Linked DNA regions of Homo sapiens: region 1 is linked to region 2. Evidence: read pairs that join two places in POLR2A ChIA-PET (ENCODE). Cell type or tissue: MCF 10A. All regions are shown on one strand. Links, peaks and the distances in the headings refer to the core of each region. The heading gives the core; the rest is flanking DNA. Region 1 overlaps RNF8 (ring finger protein 8). Region 2 overlaps CMTR1 (cap methyltransferase 1).

Region 1 (5,372 bases), core at 234-5,233, 99 kb after region 2:
TTAGTAGAGATGGTGTTTCACCATGTTGGCCAGTCTGGTCTCGAGCTCCTAACCTCAGGTGATCCTCTTGCCTTGGCCTTCCAAAGTGCTGGGATTACAGGTGTGAGCCACTGCACCTGGCCTTCTTTTTAAAGGAGTCTGAATAGCACTGTCATTTAGCAACTTGAATTTAACATCTGTGGTCTAAGGTGAACTGGTCACAAACAGCAGAATTTGTCAAATAAATAAATAAGCCAGTGCAAAAATATGATAGGCTAACAAATGGTAGAGGTTTCATTTCCATAAGGAGCCTCAGAGTCCCTGAAATATATTCAACTTGGGCCGTAAATTCCCAAAGTGACCACATTTTAATGACGTTTACCCCCTCGTTTAAAAGGTTGCACTATAAGCATATTCTCGGCATAGTGCCCATTCAGAGTAAAGAAAGAATAGCTTTTATTGAGCAGCTTTATTCTGATACTTCCAAAATCTAATTTGGCCCTGTTTTCTCCTCAACAACAAAGAGATAAAGGCTTCATTGCAGCTCAAAATGTTAATCATACCAAATAAACATTTAAGAACAGATGAAATGCCAAAAAAGGACAGTGAAGGGAAAGAAGATTATAAAAACAAATAAGAGGTGGTCATCTCTAGAGGTGACTTTGAAATCAAATAGTTATAAGTTCCTGGAAGAAAATCTCTTCAGAATGTTCCCCTATAGTAGAAGCAGCCTGTGTAGCCCAGGCTTCATTCAGGGTTGGGAGAATAAGAAGGGGTCGGCTGGGTGTGGTGACTCACACCTGTAATCCCAGCACTTTGGGAGGCTGAGGTGGGCAGATCACCTGAGGTCAGGAGTTCGAGACTAGCCTAGCCAACATGGCAAAACCCCATGTCTACTAAAAATACAAAAGCTTAGACAGGCATGGTGGCATGTGCCTGTAAGGGACCCAGCTACTTGGGAGGCTGAGGCACAAGAACTGCTTGAGCCCAGGAAGTGGAGGTTGCAGTGAGCCGAGATTGTGGCACTGCACTCTAGCCTGGGTTGACAGAGTGAGACTCTGTCTCAAAAAAAAAAAAAAAAAAAAAAAAAAAAGAAGGGGTGAGCAACTGTTCATAATTACCTCAATGAAGTATTCTGAACAAATAATACATTGGAGCTCATTCTCTAGCACATCATTCATGTGGCTAAGAACTTCTTCCTTCTGTGCTTGCATCTTCTCCTTCTCTTCCTGCAAGACACACAATCCTACCTGTCATTCAGAGAACCAACAAAAATGCAAAATGGGACAGGGAGCAGGGTCAATTATTTAGAAGAGGATTCAGTCTTAATGAGTGATTCATTCTGGTGCAGCAACATTAAGAATAGAACACTTTCCCTAAGGCTTATTGTTTTTCAATAATTGTTTTCTAATACAGAGCACTAACCTCCTTTCTTTCCTCTCCCTACTTGCTATGGTCTGAATGTTTGTGCTTCCTCCCAAATTCCCATGTTGAAACTTATTTTCAAACGTGATGGTATTAAGAGGTGGGGCCTTTGGGAGGTGACTAGGTCATGAGGGCTCCATGCTCATAAATGGGGTTAGTGGCCTTAAAGGGGCCCAAGGAGAGCTCATTTGCCCCTTCCGCCATATAGGGACAGACATGGCAAGACTCCATCTACGAATCAGAAGACAGCCCTCACCAGACACCAAACATGCCAGCATCTTGATCTTGGATTTCCCAACCTCCAGTACTGTGAGAAATAAATTTCTGTTGTTTTTAAGCTACGCAGTTTATGGGTCTTTTTTGTAGTAGCCTGAATGGACTAAAACACCACTTTTTCAGTATTTGCATTGCAAATTCTGTCTCCTTCCCCAAAATTAATCAAATGAGAAAAATGCAGGTGACATACTAACCACACCAACCACCCAAGACCAGATGGGACATTAAGTAGTTTATAGCAAGCTGTAGTTCAGACATTACATAAGATTATCCCAAACAATTAAAAACTCACTGGACAAGAAAAGAGGCATGAATAGTCCAGAGGCAGGAAACTTGAATTAGTTATAAAGTTGCTGTGTTCTTTGCAGCTGCCTTTTCTGTAAAGTAAGGTACACCTCTGGAGGCAGAAGGCTGGAGACAGGCCTCTTGAATTACCTTCAGGCTCCATGCTCTATGATACCTGCCACTTCCCACTCCTGCAGAGGCCTGCAGTACCATCTCCCCGGCTTTCCCCAAGAGGTCAGACTGCGTGTGGACACACTTTTTAAGGAGGCTCCTACGTATGCTCTCTTGAAGCAGACATTTATTTTAGCACTTCACCCCCAAAACAAAAAGCATTAAGAGCCCCTGAGGGGGAGAGGATAGGCCATTTGAGGTATATTTGAGTGGCTGGCTCATTTTTAATTGTTTTATTTTCTTTTCCACTCAAAGCAAAGACTGGCAGACTGCTTAGGGCAGTGAAGAAGGTCTGGACCCATTTCTAACCATAGTCAAATTCCCTGAGAACTTATGAATCACTGGGTTTAAAAAGATGTGGCAGTTTCTTGGAGGTTGGAGAGGAAGGTATTATGTGATTTAAACAGGAAATCAAACCAGCTAAAACAAGTCCCTCCTTCAGTTCTAGGTTGGTACATGGAGGGGGTGGGATGACAGATGCAGTCAGACTCAGGTATTAATTTCAAGTCAGAGGTTGCAAATTGGTGGCCTGTGGACTGGATCCACCCTGCAGACTTGTTTAGTTTGGCCTTCATATTAAAACACACACAAAAAGCTGAAGTTGTTGCCAATATTTAAAATTTGGGATATTTCACTTAAACATTTGGACTTTCATCTGCTGTGGAAAAATCAGAAGATCTGACAACACTGGGCCTGCACTTCTGGATGGCAACAATTGGCTGAGCAGAGAAGAGTTGCCTCCTGGGATGGGGGTGTGGGCAAGTACCCCATCCAATAAGCCATAGCCCGCACAGCTCCCTACTGTGTTCTTACATTCAGGCCACTTCACTCACTTTGATTACCAGTCTGGCCCTGGTGGGCATTTAAGTTTATAACCCCTAATTCAAGAGTTCTCCTGATTTGACATGGGAAGAAACTGCATTAAGTAATTCACTTTACTTTATGTAATTCAAATTACATAGTTCAGGAGGAACTATTTCTTGACTACAATATTCCTCAGTCTGTATCAGTGACACACTCTGAAGGAGTACCCACCATAGACAAAGGACTAGAATACAGGATGCAAGTGCCTTATTCCCAGCATTTTGCTTCTGAACAAGGGAAGGAAATAGATGTTGTCTGACAGGCAGAACCTGCTATAGGCCTCTATAATTTTATAGATTATCTCCCCAGAGGCAAGGAGCAGCCATAATTTCTCTCTTTATTTTCCCTAGCAACCCTTGCACTGTTGAAAATGCTGAGTTGCATGCACTAACCAAATTCTAAACTTCCATCTTCTTTCCAGTACCTTGGTCTGCTCTAATTCTTTGTTCTTGGCTTGAATGATTGCTTCAAAGTCCTTCTTGCTGCGATTTAGCTCTTCCATTAGAGCCCAATGCTGCAAAAACATAGCAGATACATACTCAGGATGAACTACAATGCATCCTTCCTTTTAGCCACAAACATGCCTGTTCTCTCCCTCTAGTTAGTGACTTTGTGGTTCAGGGATCGATAAATTGGCAATTTCAAAATAATACCTTTATTCCATTGGGCTATCTTACCTACCTGCTGCTTTTTTCAGGGGAGAGGGCAGTTAGGGAAGGCGGCCACCAAATGGACTAGGGCCTCTAAAACTAACCCAACATTGGTGGCCATCCAAGTCAACTGAAGAACTTTCACTGTGTCCCAGAGTCTGCTTCTATAGGTTTGGCTTGGAGCCCAGAAATGTGCTTTTCTTTTTTTCTTTTTTTTTAAAGCCACCCAAGTGATTCTGGGAACAGTATTTAAGAACTAGTAAGTAATTAAAAGCTATTCAGAACTGGAAGCAGCTTTTATGAAATAATCAGGAGGAAATGGGAATCAGCAGAATTAGATAGTCATTTTTATTGAAATAAAAAAGATTTTTAACCTATTTGTTCTACAAATCACATATTACATGCTCAGACAATGCTGCCTGAACCCTGCCAGTGTTTTCTGGAAGAAGGCACACCCAGGAGCTAACAGCTCATTCATTGTGACTAAATGCCTATGCTGAATGTCAAGAGGTTCCACATATATGAAACATAATTTATGAGTTCTCTCATGCTTAAGTATAGCTTATACTTTAGAATCTCACCTCAAATTCTTTTTAAAAGAAGGTGGAGTAAAGGTAAGTATTTTTGAAAAGATATTATTCAAGAACCAAATTTTAAAATGTGTGATCTCCTGACAAAAAAAAGCAGTTATGTCAAAAGGCCTGGGTCTTCAACTTGACACACTAATTAGATATGTGTATTTTAACTTTCTCATCTATAAAATGGGAAAATATGGCCGGGCGTGGTAGCTCATAATACCTGTAATCCCAGCACTTTGGGAGGCTGAGCCGGGTGGATGGCTTGAGCTCAGGAGTTTGAGACCAGCCTCGGCAACATGGTGAAACCTCATCTCTACCAAAAATACAAAAAAATTGTCGGGCATTGTGGCGCGCGCCTATGGTTCCAGCTACTCAGGAGGCTGAAGTGGGAGGATCACTTGAGCCCAGGAGGCGGAGGCTGCAGTGAGCTGAGATTGCACCACTGCACTCCAGCCTGGGTGACAGAACGAGACACTGTCTCAAAATAAAAATAAAAGGAAATGGGAAAATAGGTGCCCCCTCCTCCCTCAGTGTTCATAAGAAAATAACAGGTATGAAAAGCATTCAGAGAAGTTTTTTGAGCTGTATATAAACACATCTTTTTATTTTCTTTTCCACTCAAAGCAAAGACTGGCAGACTGCTTAGGGCAGTGAAGGTCTGGACCCATTTCTAACTATAGTCAAATTCCCTGAGAACTTATGAATCACTCGGTTTAAAAAGATGTGGTAGTTTCTTGGAGATTGGAGAGGAAGGTATTATGTGATTTAAACAGGAAATCAGTTATAAAAGACCATTATAAAAACAGTTTTTATAATGGTCTGGTAAAGAACAGCTTTCAAAAGTATCAGCATGGTGGAACAAAAAACCACCACTGCATGAGAGTGGCATGTCCCCCAGGCATGATGGTATAGAACCATGACCTAAAAGTATCACTTTTTTTTGAGACGGAGTCTTGTTGCCCAGGCTGGAGAGCAATGGCACGATCTCAGCTCACTACAACCTCCACATCCCGGGTTCAAGCGATTCTCCTGCCTCAGCCTCCTGAATAGCTGGGATTACAGGCATGCGCCACCACGCCCGGCTAATTTTGTATTTTTAGTAGAGACAGGGTTTCTCCATGTTGGTCAGGCTGGTCTTGAACTC
Region 2 (5,372 bases), core at 233-5,232:
TGGAAAAGTGTGTCCTCCATCTGTCTCCTCCTGACTCTGTTCTCTTCCTCCTTTCTCTCTCAGGGTCCTGGAACTTTCCCACTATCTAACATTACAACCCTGGCCTCCTTCTCCCTCAGCACTGGGGGTCCCATTCCCTCAAACAATCCTTCTCTTTTTCATGTTCAAAATTCCTATTCCCTCAGCACCCATTTCTTACCTGAAAAAAAATTAAAAGGCCAGGTAATGTGCTAACAATGCTCAAGTGGGAACGGGTATTCATGAGGTGGGCTGGCACTCTCAGAAGCACGTGCATCCTAAACAAGGATGCCTTAACCCCTCAGAATGAAGTTCACCCACTGCCAGGCAGGATGGGGAGATGCTCTGGGGCAAGTCACCTACCTAGCACCCCCAAACAAACTTCATGGCAAGAATGGTCTTGTCTCTAACACCCACTTGCCTAGTGCCCTCCACTGAGCCCTCCTGTCCCTCACTGGACGGGAGCAGCAGGTACTGGCCAGAAAGAAGCATGGAGGGTAGGGACCACATGCTCACCTGATGGGATTCATGTCGGGCCGACTAGGCTTGGAAACGGCTTTCACAAATTTCTCGGCAAGCTGAATTCTACAATCCAAACAGTCTCTCTGAGAGGCAAGCCAAGGATGCCTCCACCAGCACCCCTACCCCCAGGGCATTTTCACAGCTCCAGTAGGAGAACCTTCTGAATCTGCGGCAAGACTGCTCTAAGAGGCAGCACCCATGTCCCCCAGGAAGCCCGCCCTGCCCTTCTCCACCGACGTCTTTATTCATGCCCCGCCCCTGTGGATTCTGACCTCTAATTTCACTATGTCGGTTGGTTTTCCTGAAGTGTGCCTTCAGCTGTGCTCAGTCACCTCCACTAGAACTTCAAGTATCATCTTTATTGTATGTGTCTGCCCTGTCACCCCAAAGCATGGAAACTACAGTGCACCCACTCAGATGAGCAACTTAAATGGGACCACTCAAGCACAGGATATTTCTTCCAAGGAGTACCCCCTCTACCCGCAAGGTCACCCTCTTGCTCAACCTTAACATAAATACCTCAACCTGAGCAGCTGTGGCAAAATGGAGTGTGCTGGTATCTCTGATAACCAGGGCCCAAGCCCTAGCAAACTCTGAAGTGGCAACTCCAATTCTCACCCTGACTTTGGGACCAGTCAGTGGGTGGGAGGGGGAAACTCTCAGGATGTCAACAAGCAGAGAAGGCCTAGATAAGGGGCCACACCTCGGGAGGCCGCTGTCCTCCCAAGCTGCCCTGGCCTACCCCCACCCTCCCTACCCTGGGGCCCAGGTCAGACCGCTGGTTAAAGTGCTGCTCCCGAACGTCGGTGCCATTCAGCACAAGGACATCGAGGATGTGGATGGCACTGATCTTCCTCTGGGCCTTCCCCTAGAAGGATAAGTAGGTACACTGCCCACTCTGCCAGGTGTCAGCCTTCAGCCCCCACTACCCACCATGGCATGCTGGCTCCATTCTGCCTACAGCTGGGGGAAGGGTAGGGCTCTAAATGCAGGATATTTTTCTTGTCTCCCTCCCAGCTGCTCCTCAGCATCAGACTGGCCTCGGCTTCTGAGCAGGGTAAGATCCAAGGCATTGGGTGATAAGGCCCCTTGAACCTCAAACCCAGTGAGGCTGCTGCCATGGCACTCCAGCCAGGATCTGGCTTACCCCCCTTGCCAGTTGCTCCTACTGACTGTTCTGAATGTCACCATATAGATTTCATACTCATGGCTCCTGAGAAACAAGTCTCTTGTTTCCCAAGGGATCTCTGGTCAAAAACTAAATCAGCTGCTAAAAAATACCCAGTAGACTCACCAGGGCCCTCAATGCACAGAGACAATCGAGGTCTCCTCTGACGCACGGAGACTGCGCTCCTCCTTACCTGAACCACTGTGGCTTAGAGCAACTGCTCGGGGAGGAGTCATTATAAACCCTTACCCCAGCCCTGGGCCCTGTCAGCCACCACACAATGTAACCAAGTTAACTCAGGGCAAAAGGCCAGGTTCAGCAGCCCCCTAGTCCCCTAGCTGCAGGGCCAACACCTGAGCAGAACCATCTCTGACCTCCCCTTTCAGCTCATGCACAATTTCCACAGATAGCAGAGTGTCCCGGGGCAGCTCTGTCTTCAGGTCTAGCTTGATCCAGCGGTCTGACTGGCGGCCATCCCATGTGTAGATCTGGGATTTCTACAGGCAGAGAGAAACAGCCAGGTAAGGAAGGCATGGAGATCGAGGGATAAGAGGCTTACTTCTCAAAAGAGCTTTTAGTTGGCAGCTACAAACTGATGGGACTGGGAAATGTCAGAAGAAAATGTCTATGAGAGATTAAATCCATTATACTTTAGTGATAATGATAGTAGTGTTCTCCAGTGCCTCAGCAGAAGAGAAGCAGAGATCTGGCTCAGCCTTGGAACGGGTGCAGGGCACCACTCAAAAGACCTAAGTCCATAATTAGTGGCCCTCAAAAAAGATCCAGTTTCGTATATGTCTAAGGTGGGTTTAGTGAAGAGTCCAGAGAGCAGAGAAGGAGAGAGTAAGTAAAATGAGAAAAAGACAAAGTGTGAGAGGGTACAAAAGAAGTAACTGAGGAAGACAGGATCAAATTATATAGAAACACAAGTCAAGAGTTGAAAGAAAAAGCAATGACTTTACCCAGTTAAGTAAGATAAAGAGCTTGCCAAGGCTTTCCCTCACCTCACTTTAGACTCCAGGGGGCCCAGGGTAGGGACAGGGAGTATCTTTGCAAGACAGGGGATGGGATGGCATGGGGTGGTGGTGGTGTTGCAAAGGAATGGCTGCCTGGGCTCAAGCCAGATAAGCCTGCTGACCACTCTGCTAGCCTGGGAAGCTCTGTATCACAAGAAAAGTAGCAGTGTTCCCTTTAGCAATGCACAGAATTGAAGAAACAAATGAAAGAATGAATGAATGACACTTGGCAAACTCAGAGGAAGAAAGGAAACGAAGTTTCAAGAAATACCTTCACTAGGGTCAAAGCAACAGCTACTTAATGCCAAGAGAACATGTACCAAGTGTGGCAGGCAGCTGTCCAGATTCCGCAAAGGGCAAATCCACCATTCCAAGCTGGGCAGGAAGCCAGCTGCAGACTTACCCCCAGGCCGATGAGGAACTTCTGCTCACTGCCAGATACCATGCAGCGGTAGTCAAACACAGGGCGGATCTTCTCCAGGGTTTTAGAGGTGAGCAGTGTGGGCTTGTAGCTGAAGATGTCAATCTCAGTGCCCTGCAGCCACGAGTCAGAGAAAACACTGCCGGGTTGGGGGAAGGGACAGTATGGGTGCCTATCTGGGCTGGGGGCAGGCTCGACAAGGCAAGGGACAGGAAGCATTGGCTCTCTGAAATATGCTCCCCTGCACCCCCTTCTCTACCTAACTGTGCACTAAATGGGATCTATTTCCATCTGCTTGGAATGTTCCTGTAGGACCTATTAGGAGAGGCTGGAAAAGGAAAGAACACTGAGTCCCCAAGTACAGATCAATTTACCAGACCTATAAGAAAATGTCACCAGAATATAAAAGCTGCCCCTTCAATAAAACTCAAAGCAAGGATTCTCCAGCAGTTGGTTTGAGAACAGTTTAGTGATCTCTTTACCCCATTTAGAAAAATGTACACATACTATTCTTTTGAGGGCATCTTGAACCTCAGTCTCTACTCCCTGACCCCCACAAAACCAGCACAATTGCCCATGATCTGGGACAGATTTAAATGAGGCCCAAGTAAAAGCTGGAGGTTGAGTGGTAGAAGAAACAGGGCAAAAGAACTCTGAGGACCAGCTCACCAGAAATAAGACAAAGAACCTGGGGTTAGGCCAACCCTGCTGCGGGCTTCCCTGGCAGCTCCCTTCACCCTGTGCCCAGCTCCCTTGCCTAAGATCATCCCACACTCTATGTCTCCTTTGTAGGCAAATCCCACAGGACCCTGAACTTGCCAGGGTGACACAGCCAGAACCACCCTTTGGGTGGCAGGAATGCTGAGCCCAAGCACTGAACATGAGAATCTTCCGTTGGCCTGACTGTGCTCTTGGGGAATTCAACACCCTATACCAAAGGTTCCCACCTGTGGCAGCCTTAGCTCCGCCCCTTAGAGCCCATGGTGGGCATCTGCACAAGCCCTCTGGAGACCATGCATCTGGGGCCTCAGTGATACCATCCACATCTAGAGACAGATCTCTAACTTTTTATGTCCACCACAGATACCAGTCTTACCTGGATTAGCTCAAAGAACTTCGATTTAGGGTCGGAGGAAGAAGGAGCCACACGAGCCTGGTCTGGGATCTGAAATAAGACAGCAAAGAGCTTTGACTTTCAAATGCCCTTTTGACCAAGACCGTGTATGAGTATATGCAGGTGGAGGAGATAGGGTCAGACTGGGGAGGAGGAATGGCACACAACAAAGGAGGCTAGGCTGACAGGGATGGAGGTGGATAATTCACTCACTGCTCCCTTTCAGATCCTGTGGCAATGGACCCCAAAGGCTACTTCCTTTTCTCTGGGGCTCTCTGTTGTCAGTGCTGCTACAAGGGGCCACCAGTTGCAAAACTGACACCGGCCCACCTCCCCACACCCCACCCCTTAGTCCTTTCTGACCCAGCTGCAGGGCCAAACCAGCAGTGAAAGGGCCAAGGACGTAACTACCAACAATGCCGAGATGTCAACCTCTGGGATGCTGTGAGGGTAGCAGATATTTTTGGATGCAGAGACACCCTAAGGTGACAGGATTGGGAGTCAACCCCATTCTTCTCTATGGCTTCCCTGCCCTGAAGCAGCAATGGGCGGGGGAGATACTCACCCCCCAGAGTCGGAGGCACTCCTTCCGTATCTCTGCCTGTCGAGGCTCACTCAGTGTCCTGGGAATATGAAGCCAGTTAGTGATTAAAATCTCTAAGAGGCACAGGAGTGCCCCCTGTGCACCCCTCATATCCCATAGAGAGGAGGCCTGAATGAATGAACATGTGAGTGTACACACAGACACTATGCTGCCACTGGCCCAGCGTGATTACAACACATGCAAGGCTCTCCTTTTGAAGACAGGAGCTCAAACATACACGAAATGGGATTACCTGCCCTTCTCACCACAATGGGAAAGGAGAAAGTGCCCTCCAGACGACCTGGATGCCAGGGTCCTCCCCGACACCCTTTTCAATCACCCATCAGCATGTTCTAGCTCCTCTTCTGCTGACACAGGCCACACTAAACCCATCCCACTGGATGTCACCATGCCCCACAAAGCTGAATTAGCTTATGTTCACCCCCTACCCGAGGTTTCTCTGATCAGTCCTACCTCTCCTCTCTTGATCACTCTTTACTCTGTGTCCCCTGAACATTATGTATTCTACT

Evidence for each region. ChIA-PET counts read pairs that join two places held together with the same protein. Peaks named below come from ENCODE experiments on the same cell type or tissue, not always from the same donor. Only the 100,000 strongest peaks of a DNase experiment are listed, where the experiment ranks them.
Region 1: POLR2A ChIA-PET joins it to region 2 with 5 read pairs; 5 of 35 experiments call an interaction of 5 or more read pairs at or near these places.

Annotation. Positions count from the first base shown.
Region 1 is chr6:37,372,762-37,378,133 of GRCh38, reverse strand. RNF8 (ring finger protein 8) reads right to left here. Exons shown (of 8, transcript NM_003958.4): 5 at 3,425-3,514; 6 at 1,101-1,208. Among named protein-coding and RNA genes, the nearest start is that of RNF8, 21 kb to the right of the region's middle. In MCF 10A, for the core only: no CTCF peak of the experiment used is centred there; no DNase peak of the experiment used is centred there.
Region 2 is chr6:37,471,357-37,476,728 of GRCh38, reverse strand. CMTR1 (cap methyltransferase 1) reads right to left here. Exons shown (of 24, transcript NM_015050.3): 15 at 4,825-4,882; 16 at 4,242-4,310; 17 at 3,128-3,259; 18 at 2,083-2,205; 19 at 1,317-1,408; 20 at 535-603. Among named protein-coding and RNA genes, the nearest start is that of CCDC167, 26 kb to the left of the region's middle. In MCF 10A, for the core only: no CTCF peak of the experiment used is centred there; a DNase peak (open chromatin) is centred at 3,118.